Regions from separate parts of the Mus musculus genome. Here region 2 is linked to region 1. The links are chromatin loops, found by intact Hi-C in ENCODE. Cell type or tissue: heart. All regions are shown on one strand. Links, peaks and the distances in the headings refer to the core of each region. The heading gives the core; the rest is flanking DNA.

Region 1 (10,137 bases), core at 924-8,923:
CATTTGAATCAATGGAAATTTAGGAGAAAGTATTAACCCACTTCATTAGGAAAGAACGATTGTCAGCCTGCTTAAAGGAACCAGCAAGCTTGGGATTGCCTAGGGGTAAAAAAAAAAAAAAAAAAAAAAAAAGCAATACACATCTTTTCATATGTTGTTTACAGCAATTTTTTTTTATGACACCAGTTGACAGTAAATATACAAGGTTTAGGGCACACTCCTAAAAAAAAAAAAAAAACACGGAGGTAGGTGTAAGAAAAGTCTCACTCCCTTGAAAAGTAAATCAAGCAAGGCTAAGATGGCACCTCCTTCCTTGCCTCCATTACTCCTTAGTCTCTGGGAAGGAAATTCACCTAAACACAAACGCTGCTGCTGCTGCTGCTGCTGCTGCTGCTGCTGCTGCTGCTGCTGCTGCTGCTGCTGCGTGACCTTCTTCAACTGCTTTGGGACCACCTTTTTTTACCAACATTTGACAGTGAATACAATTCTCAGCAAAGGCTGAAATTGCTAACCAAATTCCCAACACTGGTCACGAGTGCTAGGGGAAGGTAATTGTAAACTGTATGGTCTCTCATATTAAAAATTCAAATTGCCTGCTGTTTTCAGCTTAAATATGGTGTTCAGTCTCTTGGGTTTTCAAAAGGTACAAATCACATCTATCAGGTACATTCAAACGGAAACAAATCCAGAAATCCTTTTAAATCACAGCTCATTAGCCACGAAGTATCAGGAGTTCATTTTAAACGCCCCTGAAAACACAATACATACAGGGGGAAAAAAACTACCCCTCTACAGTTCATTTAGCTCAGGTTAGCCCCGACTAAGTCCTCTTCTGTATGTCTAAGGGACTGAAAACGCCAGTACCAAGCACAGCTGAAGGAGTGAGTTCAGGCACAAACTAGAAAACAACACAACACGCTTCCCCAAGGAACACAAACTGACGAAAAGAAAACAAAGTTCTTCTAAAGCCTGGTACTCCAAAAACTGGTTCGGACTAGAAATAGTCTCTCCTTAGCCACCACTGCCCAGGAGGGGTCGGGGACAGACAATTGATTCAATGTTTCGTTCAGAAAAATTATTTCAGAAAAGGGAGCCCACAAAAAAATCTAATTTATTATGGACGTGAAAGGAGGAAATGGAAGGAAGGAAGGAAGGAAGGAAGGAAGGAAGGAAGGAAGGAAGGAAGTTAGTTCTCTCAAATCCCCTCTCCATTCCAACTCAAAAGAGCCCCGAGTAAGGCATTTGTGGGGACAAGAAGCCTGGGTGGAAATGCCTTCAGAGGCAGCAGATGGCTTGAAGAGAGAGACCCACAAATACAGGGCACTATGAAAATTAAAATATAAATGTTTTGAGTTCCACTTCACCACACTTTGCTGTTTCTTTCTCTTTTGCCTCCTTGGCTTTAAAATGTAAATCATCCCCAAGAGCAGGAAGGAAAAGTGACCACACATTTCAGAATTCCAATTATTAGATCTCCCATCAACACAGCTCTGAGTCCATGTATTCACGATCTCCACTGTATTATTCCCATCTCCATTTTTTTCAAATAAAGCTTTTTTTCCTTCCAATTTTAGTGCCTCTGTTAATTCTAACAGCAACAGCCTCAAGCATTTGACAACAAACCACATACTCTATAAACCTAGACACAAGCCATAGTGATGCTCTTCAGCTACAATAATTCAGTGACTTAAAACTCTGAAGCCAAACCACAGATGACAGACATGATCTCCAGCTAAACTTTCTCAATTCTTTAAACATATGTCCCCACCCCACCCCCCACCCCACCCCCCAAACCCCCCACCCCACCCCCAAAGCACAGCACCCACACAAGATTCCCACCTAGGAAGGGCCAAAAAAACTTCAGAAATACAGCACGTGCCCAGCTGAAAAGAGGGACTGAGAAGACCAAAACTGGACTGAGGGCTGCTCCCAACTAAGGACAGGAAACAAAACTGCACTGTCAACAACGCGTTCACAAAGTCTGATGTGAGAAACCCTGCCTCAACACTCCACTGCCAGAGTTCAACCGCAGACTTCGGAATTCGAGGGGACTGGAAATCCATCCTGAAATTTTAAAGGTGGAGATACCCCATTTGGCGGAAAAGAGAGAATACGGAGTAAAAAGAACTCACCAGAGGAGACACACACACACACACACACACACACACACACACACACACACACCCATTCATCCTCCGAGTTCTAGACCCTCCAAAGAGCCCCAGCTCACAGCCTCAGCACAAAGCTCACCCCAGATGGTCCCTTGTAACAATGGACTGAAGGAGTGGGGGTGGGGGGGTTGGAAAGGGATAGCACGGCCAAAGCACATTCATTGAAAATCCAGTTGATGAGGTACTATAAGATGCGAGGGACTGGGGATGAGGGTCTGTGTAGGGGGGCAACAAAATCCATGCCTATAACAGAAATTATTAGGCCAGCATAAGGAGATCTGAATGGGGTACGTTGCTCATTAATCACCCCCAGTAGAAAAAGAACACTCTCAAATCTACTAACAAATTGTGTTATAAAAAAGATGAGAAACATAGGAAAAAGGAGGCCTGATAGAAAGTTATAAAAAAAAAAAAATCACCACCACCATTAGTTTGAATTCTCCATATTTAAACTCCCATACAGAAAATGGTCCCAGTCCCACACTATGAACTAACTCCACAGAGTTCCTGCTCTATTGATTTTTTTTCTCTTTAATTTTTCAAGTAATGTCTTTTAGCCCACCCCAATCCCAAGTTGTTGGATTTCTTCTAAAGCTATAAAACAACCACTACACGATCCTAGCCAATCTCTCCCAGCCCCCAACATCCGGAGTTGGGGGTGGGGGTGGAAAGGCCAGTAATGGGTTTGTTCCACTGGAGACGCTATGGACCCCTAAATATTACTGTTTCCCAAAAGGAACTCTTTTCCTACCTTTGTTTTTTGGGGACTGAGTGTTCAATCTCTAGACGTTTTCCTTGCAGTTCTACTTTCCCTGAAGATTTAAAAAAAGAAAAAAAAAAGAGATGAATGAGTGTAAAGAAATGGGGGAGGGATGGGGTGGAAGGGTGAGTAAGGGACATTAGCTAAATTCTAGAGTTCCTGGGGCCTCCTAGAAATCCAGGCACCAGCTGCAGAGGCCTGTGGGGGGAAAGGTTGCTCCGGGTTTGGTAGAACCCGTAATTTCGTTGGGTTTTTTTTTTTCTTCAATTTTTTTCGTTTTATTTCCATTAATCACGTGGGCTGATTGAGCAGCCTGCTCAGATTTGGGAAAGGTGTGAGCGTTTGTGTGAGCGCGCTTGCTTCGGCGGCTCCAGAAGTAGAAGGAAGGAGACAGGCGAAAGCAGGATCGTTTCGCGAAGTGGGGCGGGAGTAGAGAATTAAAACTTTATTTTCCAGCAGAGCCACGGTGAAGGGCTTAGGCGACCAGGCCGGGTCGGGGCCACAGGGCTAGCGGAGGGCCCCCGGGGCGGCGCGGCCCGGGGCGGAGGGTCCCTCGCGGTAGCCGCGCGCCTCTCGGCCCAGCCTCGGCGTCTCGGGAAGCAGCATGGCGACCCGCCGCCGCCACCGCCACCGCCGCCGCGCCACCCGGCTCACGCCCCACTTTCAAATCAAAATGGCTCAAGCCCCAGGCCTTGGGCGGGAGGCGGGAGCCCCTTCCTCCCACGTCCTGCCTCAGGGCTTAGTCCCTAGTTAAAGCGGGAAGAGCTGAGGTGCGCGAACCCCCATCCTGGAAAGGCCCGGGACGGAGGGCAGGGGCTTTGGGGGTGCTCTAGCGCATGGGGGGCTGACTAGGGGCGGGGGGGAATCGGGGAAACCACGCCTATACCCGAACCCCAGTGTTCGTGAGACACCCCCACCCCCACCCCCACCAGTTGCCAACCGGGGCTCCCGCCCCGTCGGTGGGGAGGGGTGTAGGGAGCCGCCACGAGCGCCTCGGGCTGGGGGAAGGGGTGAGGAAATCCCGAATATCTCCGCGCCGGGAGAAGGCGTCGAGGGAGGCCGGGCGAGGCTGGGGACCGAAGACGGAGGCCGAGCCCTCCCGGACCCGGGAAGAGTTGGCCGGCAAGGAAAAGAGGAGCTGCAGGTCCCCGTTGTTCCGGGATTTCGTGTGTGTGTGTGTGTGTGTGTGTGTGTGTGTGTTTTCCGGGGAGGTGGCCGCGCTCTTACCCGAGAAAGTTTCGATGGCCTTCATCGCCCAGTGCTCGTCGGGGCAATCCACGAAGGCGTAGCCGGATTTGACCAAGAACTGGCCGCTGTAGGAGATCTTGTGCTCCGCGAATACTTTCTCCAAGTCTGCGGGGGTCACACTCTCGTTGAGGTTGCCGATGTAAAGCTTGTTCATGGTGGCGGTGGCGGGGCAAGGACACGGTTCCAGGCAAGGCCGAGCCGGGCGGGCGCGGGCGGAGAGCCTCCTAGGCCGAGAGGCGTGGAGACGGGCGGCGGGAGCCGCAAACTTTCTACGCACCCCACCCCTGAAGTTGTCCGGAGCTCCGGGCGGGTGGGCGGCCTGAGGGCACGCGGGGGTCACGGGAGAGTTTGGGTGAGCCCGGGAGAAGTGCCCGCCGAGTGCAGGGGAGGCTGACGACGACGCGGCGCGGCTCCTTCCCTTCGGTCCGAAACCCCTGCGAGCGGGCTGGTGTGTCACGTTTCTCCGCGGCCGCCCTGGCGCCGCCTCTAAATAAAATCGACTTGAAAAAAAAAAAAAAATGGAGCAGGAAAAAAAAAAAAGGCGAAGCCACGTGGTGACAGCCCCCACCCACCCTGCAGGGAAAGACCCCCGACGCCACCGGGCCCCTTGGCCCTCCAACCCGGACCAACCCAACAGTCTCCAATCTTGGGGGCGGCACTCAGCGCACCCCACGGGTAAACCAGGAAAGTGGAAGCAGAGTTCCCCCCCCAGCTCTCCTATCCCCCTCCCCCTTTGCAAGAACCTGGCCCCTAAAGCGGCGCCCCGCCCCCACAGCGACCTGCACGGGGGGGGGGGGTGGCGGGGGGAGGGCGGTGGCGACCCAAATCCCCCCAGTTCTTAGGAATAAAATGTACGGTAATTTTTTTATTCGTTTTGTGGAGACTGGGCTGCCCACCCCACCCCGGCAAACTGCTAGCGACTGACAGGCGGGGGACTGCCGAGACAGACAAAGAGAAGCTGAGGACTCTGGGGTCTTCAGGAGGGGGTCGCAGGAACCGGTTATTTAAAAGGAAAGACGCCTTTCCTCTACGTTTCTAAGTAGGGGGTCACTGTCTTTCCCGCTACACCGCTAGACTTCGCTGGCCTCCCGGGTCCTGATTCAGGGGACCCTGAGAGCGCGGGATCGGGAAGCTGCGGACACGGGACACGAGAGACAGCGCCTGAAAACGAGGGACCCGCAGGAAATCATGTTTCGGGATCCCCACTGGAGAAAAGCTGGCTTGCACCCAGTCCAGCTGCTGGATGACAACACTCCAGCATCCTTGGGGGAAAGCCTGCACGACCCGGCTCGAGAGCATCCTCGAAGATCAACTGGGTGGGGGAAAAACGACGAGGGGTGGTCGCACCACCGATCGACCCCGAACCGGAGGGGTTGGCTTCAGAAGGGAGGGACCGGGTTGAGCTCCGAGGTCCCCCTCGCCCTCCCCACGCAAGGAGCGGACAGGTGGCGTCGCCCGCCTGCGTCCGCTCTACCCGCGATGCACTGAGCGATGGTCCATGCGCAGGCTGTGGGTCTCAGAACTTAGTTTTGGGGTGCTGGATTTTGGAAGGCCGCCGGGGGAGGGGGTGCAGAGGCCCCGCCCACGTCCCCAGGTCAGCCCGGGGCGGGGAGGGGGTAATTTCCGCTCCGCGCTTGAGGAAGCGAGCAGCGGGGGAGGGGGCTGCGGCCCTCCCCCCTCCCCGTGGGGAGGGGGAAGTGGATCCGCCCAGGTCCCTTCCCTCCGCTAGGACCGACGCGTTCCGGATCCTCAGGCTCCGGGAGCCCGAGGGAAAGACCGGACTGGGCGAGGGGCGACACGTGGGCGGTCGCACCCCGTCTGTGAGGTGGGGGAGGGGGCCGCGCGCTGGGAGTCCCGGACGCGCAGCGGAGCGCGGGACGCGTTGCACACTCAGTACCGGGATCCCCGGCTCTACGCGGGGGACACCCGAGGTTCCAGCGGCTGAGGCTGGATCGACGCCAGAGGGAGGTGGAGAGCGAGGCACGGAGACCCTGGAGAAGCCCCCTGCCTGGCCACCGCGGAGAAGGGGCCGGCGACAACACCCCTAGAAAAAGGGATGGTCCTTGAGCCGCTCGAGTCTGCAAGTGGGAGGAGGGTTGTCGGGGCACGCGTTTGAGAGGGCAGGTGAGGAAGGGGGTCACTCTCCCCTTCCCCCGTCCCGATCCCATTGTCTCAGTCGCCTGCGGCCCGGGCCGCCTCCGTAACACGTGTTGACTGCACCGATATAAATGGCTTGGATTTTTTTATTGTTATTTTTTTCGTTTGCAGAGTCTATAAGCCAGTTCCGACTTCGGCTCACCGCCCATCTGCCGGATGATTCCCTACCATTCGGAAAGTCGGGAGTTAAAACACAACACCCAGCACCTTTGTCCCCCTCCTCGTTTTCCCGGAGAGCCGGGAAGAAATGGGGCGGGGGAGGGCTTCCAACTCGGCTTTTGAGTCTCCCTCCACCACCTTCAGAACCCACTCTCGAATCAGCGTTTTGTTCTAGCCAGCCACGTGTTTGTCGGGTTTTTTGTTTTTGTGACATTTTTCTTCCCATGAAGCAACAGGAATCTAAGTATTACAAGCTATTAGTTGCTTAATAGGAAAAAAAAAATGTTTTCTGTCCAGGAAGATGTGAAATGTCTGTGTCTCTGTCCCCACACGCCCTCCCCGACATTCCCCCAGCCCCCACTAACTTGGTGTTTTGTCAGCTCTTGATCACAGCGAAGTTCTTAACAAACTAAGCCAATGAGCTGGAAACAGTGCCTGCCGCATAGTAGACACTCACAGAAAATATTTTTGAATGCAAAACAAACTTAAGAGAAAAGGAATTCAAGAAAATTAAAAGTCCGGTAGGGAGGGACTTTTCTTAGTGATGTGTGGATTTTTGTTAGGGCTAAAAGATGGTCTTAGAAGCTGTCTGTTACAGTCTTTGGGTCTTCATAAATAGTAACTGTCTCCAAATCTTTTATGTTGGGGGGCAAGGAAGAAACTACCTTGGCAGAACATCCCAGCTCCCAAAAACTTTAGGTGCTGTTTGCTTCGTTTACTTTAAATCTTTAGGGGTTGATAAAAACATCAGATAATCCCCCTGGGTAACCTAACCAGTATTCTCTTTATTGCTAAAACAAAAGCAGCTTAACCCTCAAAAAAAAAAAAAAAAAACCTCCTACCCAGACTTGTAAACTGCAAAACATAGTGCATCCTTTACCATCCTAAAGCTCAAAAAAAAAAAGCAAAACTTACAAATAGCAATGTAATTCAATTCACTTTTAAGTTGACTCCCTTTCCATTTGAGAAATAATTTAAAGTTAGCTGGAAGTAATCAGTTTTTTTTTAAATGGCAATGTAAGGGAAACAGATTTCAGAACAGAATACTTACACAGTCTATTTTTTAAATCTTTTAAAATTATTTCATTAACAAAGTGCCAATTATTTCTATTCACACTGATTCTTTTTAGAGTTAGCTGTTTCACTAAATTCTAATCCTCTCTCCACCCTCCCCCTCCCTCCCCCCCTCCCCCAATACAGGGCTTCTGTGTTGATAGTCAGGAACTGCAAACGTTTGTTAAGGACACAAGAGTAGATAGAGGCTGCTGGGGTGAGGTGCAGTTTTGAAACCTCCACATGAGTTTTGCCTCAGTGACATGACTCTGTAGACTGGAGCTGGGGGAACTACATGGTATAACCTGATGCTTTATTCTGCTATGAATGTGCCCACCACTAAATGAGCCTGCCAGAAGGCTTATTTCTTGTTACAACTCACATTCCTAGGTCAGTGTAGGAGAAGACAGAAGACATTTCAAAGCATTTATAAATGTTTTGCTTTGGTTTTGATATTAAAGATAGTCATGGGGGTTCCCTACTGTTCTTTTTAAGGAAAGATAAATCTTCACAGTAAATGGGTATGAGTTTAAAATCCAAAGATAGATAGATAGATAGATAGATAGATAGATAGATAGATAGATAGATAGATAGATAGATAGATAGATAGATGGAGGACAAAAAAGTAAAAATAAAACTGAATGTGTAAAAAGACATCTGAGGCCGGGCAGTGGTGGCGCTTGCCTGTAATCCCAGCACTCGGGAGGCAGAGGCAGGTGGATTTCTAAATTCAAGGCCAGCCTGGTCTACAGAGTGAGCTCCAGGACAGCCAGGACTGCACCGAGAAACCCTGTCTCAAAAAAAAAAAAAAAAAAAAAAAAAAAATCTGAAGGAAAAATTTCTCTTAATTACATTTATTATAGTCACTGTAATATTCACTGTTAATATTACTTGCTTCTAGTCTCCTCTTCCATTTCTTTCCTAAATAAGTGTTTGGTCAGCTCTCCTCTTACACAGAAAGTGGATTCCATTTTAAAGATAGACTTCTGTCCATTTTCCTTAACTTTGAACATGCAAAGGGAAAAAAATTGGAAGAGTAAAGCCACTTTTCATGAAGTTGAAAATTCAAAAAGCAATCCCCCCCAAAAAATTTCAAAAACTCTATCCTTGCACAAACACAAAATTCAACTTATTTTCAAGTGTTTCTTACCAACCTTTTTCAATCTGTCATCATTTTCTACTTTTTTTTTATGTCTTTATTTTTCTAGCTGCTGTACCATGGCAGTTTGTTATGCTGCCTCAAAGTTTTTGTAACCATGTATTTTATTTAGGCTAATGGAACAAATATTTATTGCTGTTCTACATATAAGATACCACTTTTTTAAACTTTTATAAGTAATACTTTTTTAAACTTTTATAAGTAATGGAGGAGGGAAAAAATAATGCACAAAAGATATTTTTGTTCATAGAATTCTTTCTGCTTTTGTATCAACTGCTTTGGATGAATCTCCAATATACACATTGCAGTTTAATCTAACATTTACCCGTGATTTATATCTTAAAATGTTGATATGTTCTATAAAAGAGAGGACATGTACAAAAAGAGAGAGAAAAAAAAAAACCTAGAAAGCTGTTAGGGAAATATATTAGAATATTTTTGTGTTTTCTAATAAATCACAGTTAATTTTGATATAATCATGGTTGCTATGAGATACAACAAAAGCAAAACACTTCCTGACAGCTTTGACTTCAAAGTTTCTGGGCATTTTGAGAGTTGTTTATTTTTGTTGTTGTTTGCCTGTTTTATTGTTGTTGCTGCCTTGAGATGTTTTCTCCCTTCCTGCCGTCTGAAGTGTGGTTCTTTTTAAATGCCTGTAAACTTTAAGAAAATGTAAATTAGTCCTAGTTTTAAAGGACAGGCAGCATTTTCTCCTGTCAAATAAATAAGGATAATTATGTGTTTAGGATATCTCAAGAAATAGACGAGAGTCATAAGCAGAAAAGAACGCTTTCTTCATTCAAAGCATCATAAACTCAAAAGTGTTTCAAAGTTTTTAAAGGAATGTTTTTTTCAATCGGAAATGTAGGACTCAAGGAGGGGTGGGGGGAGGGTTAAGAACAATTATTTGTTTTGCTGAGTCAGTTACTGTGACAAAACCTTAAATTTTATTTTTGATTCAGAATTAGTCAAGGAAATACTTTAGTAACTTCTTAAAGATACTTGTTTCCACATCCATCTTGCTAATAAAACAACCCTGCTCAGCCTCTTTCATAGAGGTGAAATCTTCTAAGCCTTTCTTCATACTTGTGCTGCTGTTGGGTTTTCTGGTTTTCTCCAAAGTCATTTGGTCAAAAATAATGAGCAGTTTGGTGCCCTGGAGCACAGAAGGCAAAGTGGACCCCTGGTTTCTGCTGTAGGAAACAAGAGAGACAAATGCTGTTGCTCCAAGGAAAACAAACGCTGAGAAGGGGGATCCACACCTAACACTATTTAACATGGAGGGAGTAAGGAAGCAAAGTTCGGTTCCTGAAAGCCGACTAGCTTCTAAGTATTCAAAGCATCTTCGTTCAAAAGGATGCTTTAGGATGTCAAACCAGACAAAGTTGACTCAAGCTGAGCTTCTCTACATTTTTAAGACAATATTTTTC
Region 2 (10,137 bases), core at 722-8,721, 290 kb after region 1:
GTTTCAGAACCGGCGCATGAAGTGGAAAAAGGAGAACAAAACCTCAGGACCGGGAACCACCGGCCAGGACAAGGCGGAAGCGGAGGAGGAGGAGGAAGAGTGAGGGACAGAGAAAGCCAAGAGGAGGAAAGCGAAGAGAGGGAGAACCCAATTATGGGAACTGAAGCATGAAACTCAAATAAAGGGGCAAACTATTTAAATGAAGAGGTCTAAAAATAATAAGGAAAGAGAAGGGTGAAATTTGGGTTTCTTAACACTGTAAAAAAATATACTACCTATGGGAAAGTGTGTTGTCTGTTTTTGTACAGTATCGGAAGGACATTATCTACCTGTTCTGTGGCTTTCTGGAATGTGCCTCCCCTTTTCTATGTTGCTAGTAAGGTCTTTGTAAAATCTTGCTGTTTTGTAAGCCCTCTTTGAAGCTGTCTTTGTGAACTGTGGTTCCAGATGAACAGATTAGTGCGGTTCCTTACCTACCCCATACTTCCCAGTAGCAGTACTAGAGGGGTTGTATGGAGCCCTGAGGATCCACTAGCTTCTGCGTCTGGTGCATTTTGGCTGCTGTTTCTAGGTCCTATTCACGAGCCTCTTTCTGTATATCTGAAGGATGGAAAATAAAACAGGATTAAATATCAACAGACACGCTGTGTTTTCTGTCTCCCTCTGGCTGGGGGAGGTGTAAGGGTTGGTAGTGGGCGAGTGTCCCAGAGCCCCTCTGCTGGTCTTTTTCTGTCGGTGCTGGGTTTGCTTTTATTTTCCAGATGCCTCTGCTATAGAGACTGCCAGCTAGTGAACCCCAACATCACACACACACACACACACACACACACACACACACACACACGCACACACTTTCTTTATACTTTCACCAAAAACACACAATTCCCATATTTACAAGCTGACAGCACACAAGTGCATACACGGTTACAGTCACAAATAAACACAGACATTCATATAGTCATACAGATAATCATACACATCCAGGCTTTCACACAGTCCCCGGCTCCATGCCCAGAACACACACACACACACACACACACACACACACACACACACACACACACTCACAAGTAAACACATGTTCACAGTCACTCACAGACACCAATGTACACTCACACATTGGATAATAAACAGAGAGTCACATTTGCCCCTAAGTAAATACATCCATGAGACCATATGTTCCGTCACACAGGCCCAAAACACAACTCCCTCCCCTCCCCAGTTTAAAAGCTTCCAGTTTTACAAACACCTTCTCCTATCCAGGCCTTTAACTGAGACTATGAAATCTGAGTCTAGTGACCAGCCACAAGTACAGTGATAAAATCCAAAACAGTAGGCCTTCAAAAAACAAATGGAAGGGAAGCGAAGGGTGAACACCCATCCTTTCTACTCTGAGGTGGTTTGGGAAGAGGCCAGGCCAGCAAGTAGAGGCCTCCTAGCCTCCCCAGGACAACCTACTTGCCAGGGTGCTCACAATTTTCCCACTCGGCAAACATTTTTCATCAGATGCCTTGCTTTTATTTCAATTTATTTTTACTTTATGTATTTAAATCTATTTCATTCTAAATTGGCATGGGCGATCCACATGAAATTTTTAAATTGAAGGGAAACCAGTCCCGGCGAGCGACAGTGAGTTTACCGGGCTGGGGTGCGTCCGCAGTGAGCCTGGCAGCACCGGACGCCAGGGCTTCCTCTGGGCCGTTCGGCCTGCTCCTGAGTACGGCCAACCTGGAACCTTCTGAGGGGCACACACACACACAGGAGGGGGAGGGAGAGAAAAATATGTTTTTTTTAAAGGGGATTATTTCGTTTTCTGCGTTTGGTTACCAGAAACTCAACCTAAAATGTAGTTTTTGTTTTTTTAAAGAAAGCCTAGGAAAACGGAGTGAGTTATTGTTAAAATAAAATCAAGGATTTCGTAAATCCTTCATCGCTGAAAAACCTAAACGACAGTGTCTTTTCACCTAGACATGGGGTACTGGTTTTTAATATTTATTCGTTTACAAACCCTCAGTTGTCTAAAGAAGGTTATCTTAAACTAAAAGGGCTTGAAAAAGGTGATTGGTTTCCGGAAAAAATCTGCTTAATTTGAATTTCTAAGAGACAGCCCTTAAAACCCGCAGCTTCAATTTGTAAGAAAAAGCCCTTAAAACCTGCGGCTTCCCCAGAACTGACCGCTGCAACCCCTGGCGAGCACAGGGGAACCTGGTCCCGAAAGCAGGCGTTGGGGCGGGAGTGATCTGTCTTCTCCCTCCCCCCCACCCCAGTTTCTGAGGTGCTGAGGTGGAGAATCTGCTTGTTAGAGTATCGAGCTTGGCCCCTATCCAGGACACCTTCCCTCCCGAGGCAAAAACTAGACCCTGTGGACTGACGCCCACCACCCCCACACCACACCTGCAATGCTGCAAACCGCACAGGTGGGGGAACCCCACAGTCTCTAGGGCTAGGAATGTGGGGTATTCAGATGAAGAGAGGGGGTACAGGAGCTTTCTTTTTGTCACAAAGCAGATAGCAGCTCCTAACACAGGCTGCTGCTTTGGCCTCACCTCTCAGAACATTCCCTTGTGGAGGACTGGGGGTGGGGGTGGGGACTTTTACTATAAAAGACAGACAGAGCTCTTGAGAAAAAATGTGGAGGTTCCAGAGAAAACCCCGGTTCTAGCTGAACCATTATGGCTTCTCCACCCTGAATTCTTGCACCCCAAATCTCAGCTGTCTCAGATTGGGGTTTCCCTAAAAAGAGAAGGGGAAGAAAAGAAGATGGCGACGGAGAAAAGGGTTGCTGGTGGAGCAGCCATGAAGAAATGCAATAAATTCCTTGTTGTTTTATGAAAATTTACAACTTTGTGATAGAAGTTTATGAGTGGTTGAATCCAGCGATTGGCCGGCGCCGGTCATGTGGCCGGGCGATCGTGAACATGAACTTTTTATCATTTCCCTGGTGGTTATAATGCAGCATTCTTTTGGACACCACACCTAGGTCGGAGCACTACCGTCCTTCAGGGCTCCAGCCTCTTGATATTTTTATACTTCAATATCAGCTCGATAGAGCGAGAGAGAGAGAGAGAGAGAGAGAGAGAGAGAGAGAGAGAGAGAGAGAGAGAGAGAGAAGGAGAGGGGGGAGAGGAGAGAAGGCTGAGAGAGGGAAGGAGGGGTGGGAATTACACAAAAGAGAGAACCTAAAATAATTTTGATTCTTAATTTACTTGCTGATCTGGGATTTTTAGTCATCATGAAGGCTAAATGGACAATCTGCCCAGGACTGCAGCCTGATATCATTTTTCAAAGCCAGAACTTACTCCATTTTCTATGCAAATATCAGAAAAGCGAAACAACCTCTCTCTCAAGTCTGAGAAGGGGAAACGACGGCTCTCAGGTTGGGACAATATTATCTGGAAGCTGAAGAAGATACCGAACGCTCCTTTATCCCTCCCTCCACATCCTTTTGAATCCGGAGGAGGGCAAAATCCCCCAAGTTCTGCAAAGGTAAGGAAGATTCTACAATTCTTATTCTTTTGCATCCTTTTCTTGCAGGGGGTGGGGCTTAGATTTTTCTCCCTCCTCCTCCCCCCATTTCAAGACAGGGTTGAACCCCACCTCTGGGCGCTGCTGGGAGAGGCTTCCCAGGAAATTCTGTAGTAGAGACAGGGGTGGCTGCTTCCTGGAGGGGGACCGGCTGCAGGGAAGATGGGGAGGAGGGATGGAAAGGGGCCTATGAGGCCGGTTTTATGTTGCTTTTTTAGCTGGGAGAGATCTCCAGCGAGGGGTCTGCAAAAGCGAGGGTGGGGGGTGTCTGGGCTACAGCCACGCTGGCCAGTCGCTCTGGCCCTTGTGGGTTTGTGCTCACCTCCCTCCATCTCTCCCTTTTCCTGGCCTCTCCGATTGCCCCCGTGCGGTTTCTCTTGCCCAGTGTGGGTAATGGCGATTTCCCGGCTGCATTGGCACGAGGGGCGGTGGCGCTGAGGGAAGTCCTGGTCTCTGTGGGGCCTGGAATCTCCGCAGAGGCCAGCCTAGGGCGAAGAGGCGTCTAGAGTGATATAAAAAGAACAATTCACAGAGAAATGTTCGCTATCTTCCTTCGGAGACATTTCTGAAAATAAAGGGTTGTGGGTGAAGGAACCCAAAGCAAGGGAAGCTAGCCGAAGACCTCCCAGCTCTTTTGCCACCGGTCTCTTGCCACTCCCGCCAGCCGGAGGGAGCCTGCAGGGAGAGAGTTTTGTGGTTTTAATGCGGTAGGTTAAAGTCTGTTGGTCTCTGTGTGATTTGATCTTGTTACTTGTGTTTTATTGGTATAAGATGTATGGATTTTGGTGGAGAAAATTGTATATCTGCTATGGGCACATTTCAAACTTTTCCTGGATTTTAATGCGGTTGGGAAGAGACTTTTAGCATGTTGTTTCAGGCTTGTACACACAAATCCATTTGGTGTGTATGTCTGGGAGGATGGGAGTGGGTGGGTTGGGATACAAAATGTAATGGTATGTATGATCTGGGAAAACCTCCTGGAGTCTGAGTTCAAAGTTAAGTCCTGTCTTTCGCCGCCCAATTTTTGTTCCCTGGCTTCCTGGGGGTGGGGGAGGGGATGGGGGGGGGGAAAGATCTCTTGGGTATGAGACAGATTCCTAAAGTGGTTGATAGGCTTCAGGCTGACTGGTGAGGACTATAAAATGGGACGAAAGGTCCCCAGAGAAGCTATCAGTGACAGAGAGATAAGTGACTGTGGGTATGAATGAAGGACAGGAGGCGTTGTGGTTTCGTTTGGTTTGCATGAATAAGGATTGTCTTCTTGTTTCTTAAGGAGCCTGTGCAGATAGATGGTTCAGGCTCAGGTCTCAGGTTATCCGATTTTAGTGTCTTGGGAGAGTGTGTAGGTACATTGGTCTCCTGGGCTATTAGGAGAGGGAAACGTAGCCACTTGTGGCACAAGACTGGGGTTCCCTGGGGGCCCAGATAAAAAGCTCTAGACACAGGCCTGAAAGGGCCTCACTGAGAGACCTTGGTTTCTTAGCAAGCGAAATTAATCGCCAACATCTAGGACGCTCGGATCCTATTTGCGGCGGGAAATACCCTCCAAACCCACTCAAACTAAAGGTCTTTTCCCCTTGTAGTCTTGGTGGGTTATAAATCGTCCCTTAGACAGTTTCCTCTGACCCAAATTATGCAGTTTGCTGCCATCTACCGTCCGTTCGGGGACAGGCGGCTTTGGTACAGCAAATCGCTCGACACTCCCCGAGCCCTGCGGGTTTGCTTTGAGCCCCTGTCGCGCAGTTCGGTGGGATACCGGCCCACGCTGATGTCCTCTTAGTCCCCGAGTGCAGATTAGAAAGCGGAATGAGTCTCTTGTCACATTATCCTCAACCTTCTCCCGTCTCCTGCATACCCTTCCACACTCATCCCAGCCACAAACCTGAAGGCTGGTAGTGGGAAAGGGAGTCTAGAGGAGTAACACTGTAACCCACGGACAGGGGGTACTGAGCCAAAGGGCTGAGGGTTCAGACCTACGACCTTCCTCACCACCTAAGACACGAGACACGACTGGGGACCGCTGGAGAGATGTGAGGCCAAATCTGTTCAAGGTTTATTTAGTTTTCTTCTCTGCCAAGGGAGGGAGGGGGTCCCGTTAAGGGAGGCGCCGGCCAGGCAGTTCCACTCGGTTGTCAAAAGACAAACCCAGTCTGTATTCTTCCAGTTGGTTTGTGGGTTTTGCCAATTCCTAAGCTGGCGAGTCCGTGGTGAAGGAGTTGAACTGAATTTTCTGGAAACTGTTGGTGTCTGCAAGTGAGTGTTGGTCCCCTCCCCCATTCTCGACCGTTTCAAGCGAAATCGCGCAAAAAAAAAAAAAAAAGCTTTGGTAGAACATCATGAGTGAGGAGAAATCGTAAAAAAAAAAAAAAAAAAAAAAAAACAAAACACTGTAATTTCCTGTCCTGCCGGACCCCTCACACCCGGTTAACGGAACCGCTTTCCCAAAAGGGGGTGGCGAGGGCGGGGTGCGCGCCTCCGCAGAGGCGTTGGAGTCTTGGCCCCTGTCTCACCGGTTACTGATTAGCTCGGTCTTTCAAGCTGCTGGAGGAAGCTCTGGCCGCCCCTTTCAAGGTGCTGTGCCCCCCCCCGTTCTTGGGCGGGGGGAGGGCTGCTCCAGGAAATTGCTTGCGGTGCCAGGCTGGGCAAGGTGTTACTAAGGTCTGGCTGGGAGCTGAGGGCCTAGGGGCTGTGTAGTGCTGGGGGCACACACCATTGCTGCTTCCAGGAGCCTTAGAGGTCTCTAGAGCAAATCTTTAAGCTTTTTTTTTCCTTCCGTGCGTTAAGAGTGACTTTCTGGCGGCTAGAAGGCCAGACCCAGCTTAGTGAGTTGCTCGCTCTGCAGGAGGCCCCAAGGGATCTAGCAGGAAGGTCTGGGGGCCCTCCTAATTTTTTTTCTTTTGGCAACCAGAAGGAAACATAGGGAGGGGGAAGTCAGGTTAGTACAGGGCTTGAACCACCTCGGAGCTCTTAGGGTAAGGGTGAAGCAGAGGAGGGAGAGAAGGATTGCCCACTCCTCCTAGAAGATCAGAGAGGATGCCGATCATTTGCATAATGGAAATGAGGTCTTTGTACCTCGCGATTTGGACTAGTCGATTTTAGGGCCGAGTGTCCACGTAAAGAGTCTATCTCCAATCTATAGGCGCCATCACATTGCACTACTGGGGAACATTTCAGACGATCAGAAGGGGGGGGGGATTGGGTTTGAGAGATTTTTTCATTCCCCCCATCCTAAGTAAAGTTGAGGATGGAACAGGAGAAGGTACCCACTACCCAAGGATCTGGCGGGGGGGGGGTCATCTCAGAGAAATAGGAAGCTTAGATATTGTCTCACCACCTCCTCATACAGGCAAAAGGCATTCCTAAGATTACCTTCCAGAGATTTTCTCTCCTGAGCTGAAAATGACTTAAGCAACATTTCTCTGGGAGCTGGAATGTACATGCTTACCCACGGGACTGCAGACTCAAAGCACAGAAAATCACAATTATAAATCCTGCCTGTGGGGTATCAGGACAGTCCCAATGCTGTGTACTCAAGACTTGGTATATATTTACATCCCTCCTTCTGTGAGTGAGGGGGCGGCAACCCTAATGGAGAACTGGCTGGTGCCTGCTGTGTGTCTACTTATTTCCCAGTGAAGACAGACAAACTGAGGTGGACAGAACCACAGGCAGATCCTTAGAGATCTGGCTCCAGAAACCAGGCAGTCTCTGGCTCAGCTCTGCCTGCCTGCTCCTTTTCCCAAACAAACGGATCAGATGAATAAACGCTCATAAATACCTCTGGGCTTAGATAAGAGCGATGAGGCGCTATTTCCTTTCATGCCCGACTCCAGGCGCCCTGGCCCTGGCCGTTGTGGCTCCATCTTCAGACAAGCAACCTGCGGAGGTGAGGTTAATTCAGGGGTTGCTGCTCTAAAGGATAAAGCAATTATTTTCCCGCCTCTATTACAGGAGAAAGCCTCCTCTTACTTGGGCCATACTTTACATGGACAGCTATACAGTATTTCCTATGATGAGGACATTGTGACCAGGGAGAAAGGCTGAGGCCCAAGGCCCAGCCTCAGTGGCAAGAAAGGGGGAGGGTCCTCCCGTGCCTTGTTGCCTTGATGAAATAGCTCCTATTCCTCTCTCAGCATGGGCCCAGCATTTCTAGACTGGAGAGCAATGCTTTCTTCACCACTAGGAGGTTTGAGCTTCTTTTTATGCCCCACCACCTCCACCACTGGATTGAGGCTAAGAGAGATACCCGGGAATGGTCATTTTGCCACAAAGGGACAGCCTAGCAGTTGCTATGAGTTCAAAGAACTTCAGAGGCCACATTGCAGCCAAATAAATCCTCCCTCTTGATCAGCCATCCTCAGCCCTTTCCTATTAACCGTGGGCAGAGCTGGCTCACAAAAAGGAACCCAAAGAACAAGGCAGAGGTGGGTCAGCCTGGCCTGACCCCAGGCACCGTCTTACAACCAATCCTCCCTGTCTTCAGGTTGGATACACTGTTTGTCTTGGGTGTGCATTTTAGAATGTCAGAAATACCTTGTGTCCCCCAGGTTGGGATCTGTCCTTATTTTCTTTGGATGAGAGAGGAAGAGAGCATAGCTATTTTCTTCCACTCCCAAGTCCTTACAGCAGCTAAGAAGGTGATATAAACATGAGACGTGGGAGGTGGTCTGTAGAGTGGCTGAGAGACAGGAGTGTTGTGAGTGTCTAGAACTAGAGCAAGCATGCCAGTTTGATGGTTGGAAGGTGGTTACTAAGTCCCTAGGAGGACCTAGCAGCCTTCTCTCCTTATAAAATCAAATCCAAACCAAGTCTTGGGATGCGAATTTCAAAGGGAACCACCAGTTTATAAAGAGAGTAGGAAAAAGAGGAGACTCTCGGTCTCCAATACTGAAGACTCAACATTTCTAAGACAATTCCCCCCAGTATCTAGATTTACAGGGAACATCTTTGGTTCTAAAAATCTGTAGCCAGGGATTCTTGCTACATCATTTGGCCTGAGAGATAAGGATAGATGAGGAGAGACCAAGCAAGGGTTGCAGGAAGAATAGAGATGAAAACAAGTAAAGTTACCTAGGCTGGGGTTTCCCCTTCATCACCAAGTTTAAGGACTACTAGTTTCTTTCTCCAGGGCCCAGTCTCAGTCAAGACTGCAGCCAGGACGGCTGAGCTGTGCTGGGCATACGGATGGTCGGCTTGCCAAATAGCAATAGCAAATAGCTTCGGGGAGCAGCCAGAGGGAGAAACTGGGCTCACACACCCCTGACATTTCCTTCTTTTGGGTCTTCTAGGCAGAAGGAACTGGCTTGCCCTCCTCTAAGCTGGGGAATTGGGTTGAAGTCGGGATACAATAAAACCTAAACTTAAAAGGGGGAAACAGGCCTGATAAACAATAAACGATTTTCCAAACCTTCAAAGGAGGGTGTTTCTTCTTTTCTTGTTTCTAAAATGAAGCAAATAAGCGGACAAGTCCGTTCTCGTTCCACCCCCCACCACCACCACACCAGTACAAAACCCTAGAAACAGACCTTCCCCCTTTATTCTCTCTCAACGAGATTCGAGGATATTTACCCAGCCCTCCCTTGAGGGAACGGGCCCATGCAACGCAGGGGTTAACTTTTCTGAAAACACAATTAACTTTTCCCTATTCCTGCGTGGGGTGGGGTGGGGGGGGAGGTTGTATTTATTTCATCACTGGGGAATGGGATGATCTTCATCTAACTGCTTCCTCCTCCCTCAAAAGCACAGACGTCTCTTTCGCAGATCATACGTAGGTGGATCAGGGCGCGTTGTGGAGAGAGAGAGAGAGAGAGAGAGAGAGAGAGAGAGAGAGAGAGAGAGAGAGAGAGAGAGGAAGGAGGGGGAAAAGGTTGATAGGTTTGTGCGCGGGTCCCTCGTGCAGGCTGCGCTCCTCCTGGGTGCTATTTGACAATTCCTGCCTCTGCCATTGGTCAGTGTTGGATCAGATGGTTGTATTTCCTTCTGGCCCTCACTGGCACCTCGCCATCCCCCCTCAGCTAAAACCCAATCTCGGCTATACTACTAATAGGCGCGGCGCTCGGACTATAAAACACAACAAATCATAAACCCGGCGGAGCAGCAGCGGCCTCGCGCGCCTCCCCTCCCGATGAGTTCCTATTTCGTGAACTCCACCTTCCCCGTCACTCTGGCCAGCGGGCAGGAGTCCTTCCTGGGCCAGCTGCCGCTCTACTCGTCTGGCTATGCGGACCCGCTGCGGCACTACCCCGCGCCTTATGGGCCGGGACCCGGCCAGGACAAGGGCTTTGCGGCGTCCTCCTATTACCCACCAGCCGGCGGCGGCTACGGCCGGGCGGCGCCCTGTGATTATGGGCCGGCGCCTGCCTTCTACCGGGAGAAGGACGCGGCCTGCGCTCTCTCCGGCGCCGACGAGCCGCCCCCGTTCCACCCCGAGCCGCGCAAGTCCGACTGCGCACAGGACAAGAGCGTGTTCGGAGAGACCGAGGAGCAGAAGTGCTCCACGCCCGTCTACCCGTGGATGCAGCGCATGAATTCGTGCAACAGTGAGTGAGACTTCCCGCTGTCCCGTGTCTGTGTGTGTGTGTGTGTGGGGGGGGGTCGGCAAGCAGAAAGACT

The links. A loop is a pair of places that touch in the nucleus more often than their neighbours do. Peaks named below come from ENCODE experiments on the same cell type or tissue, not always from the same donor. Only the 100,000 strongest peaks of a DNase experiment are listed, where the experiment ranks them.
Region 2: a loop joins it to region 1, with 4 times the contacts of the local background. A loop is called at or near these places in 5 of 42 quality-filtered maps.

What each region holds. Positions count from the first base shown.
Region 1 is chr11:96,001,301-96,011,437 of GRCm38, forward strand. Igf2bp1 (insulin-like growth factor 2 mRNA binding protein 1) reads right to left here and starts at 4,644. Exons shown (of 15, transcript NM_009951.4): 1 at 4,159-4,644; 2 at 2,923-2,983. The coding sequence starts at 4,333. In heart, for the core only: no CTCF peak of the experiment used is centred there; a DNase peak (open chromatin) is centred at 5,421; H3K4me3 peaks cover 6,310 bases; H3K27ac peaks cover 7,009 bases.
Region 2 is chr11:96,289,528-96,299,664 of GRCm38, forward strand. Hoxb5os (homeobox B5 and homeobox B6, opposite strand) reads right to left here. Exons shown (of 3, transcript NR_131758.1): 2 at 3,848-4,027; 3 at 1,510-1,738. Hoxb7 (homeobox B7) reads left to right here. Exons shown (of 2, transcript NM_010460.2): 2 at 1-636. The coding sequence ends at 103. It overlaps Hoxb6 (homeobox B6), which reads left to right and starts at 9,547. Exons shown (of 2, transcript NM_008269.2): 1 at 9,547-10,064. The coding sequence starts at 9,650. In heart, for the core only: a CTCF peak has its summit at 5,182 (motif pointing left); no DNase peak of the experiment used is centred there; H3K4me3 peaks cover 737 bases; H3K27me3 peaks cover 7,578 bases.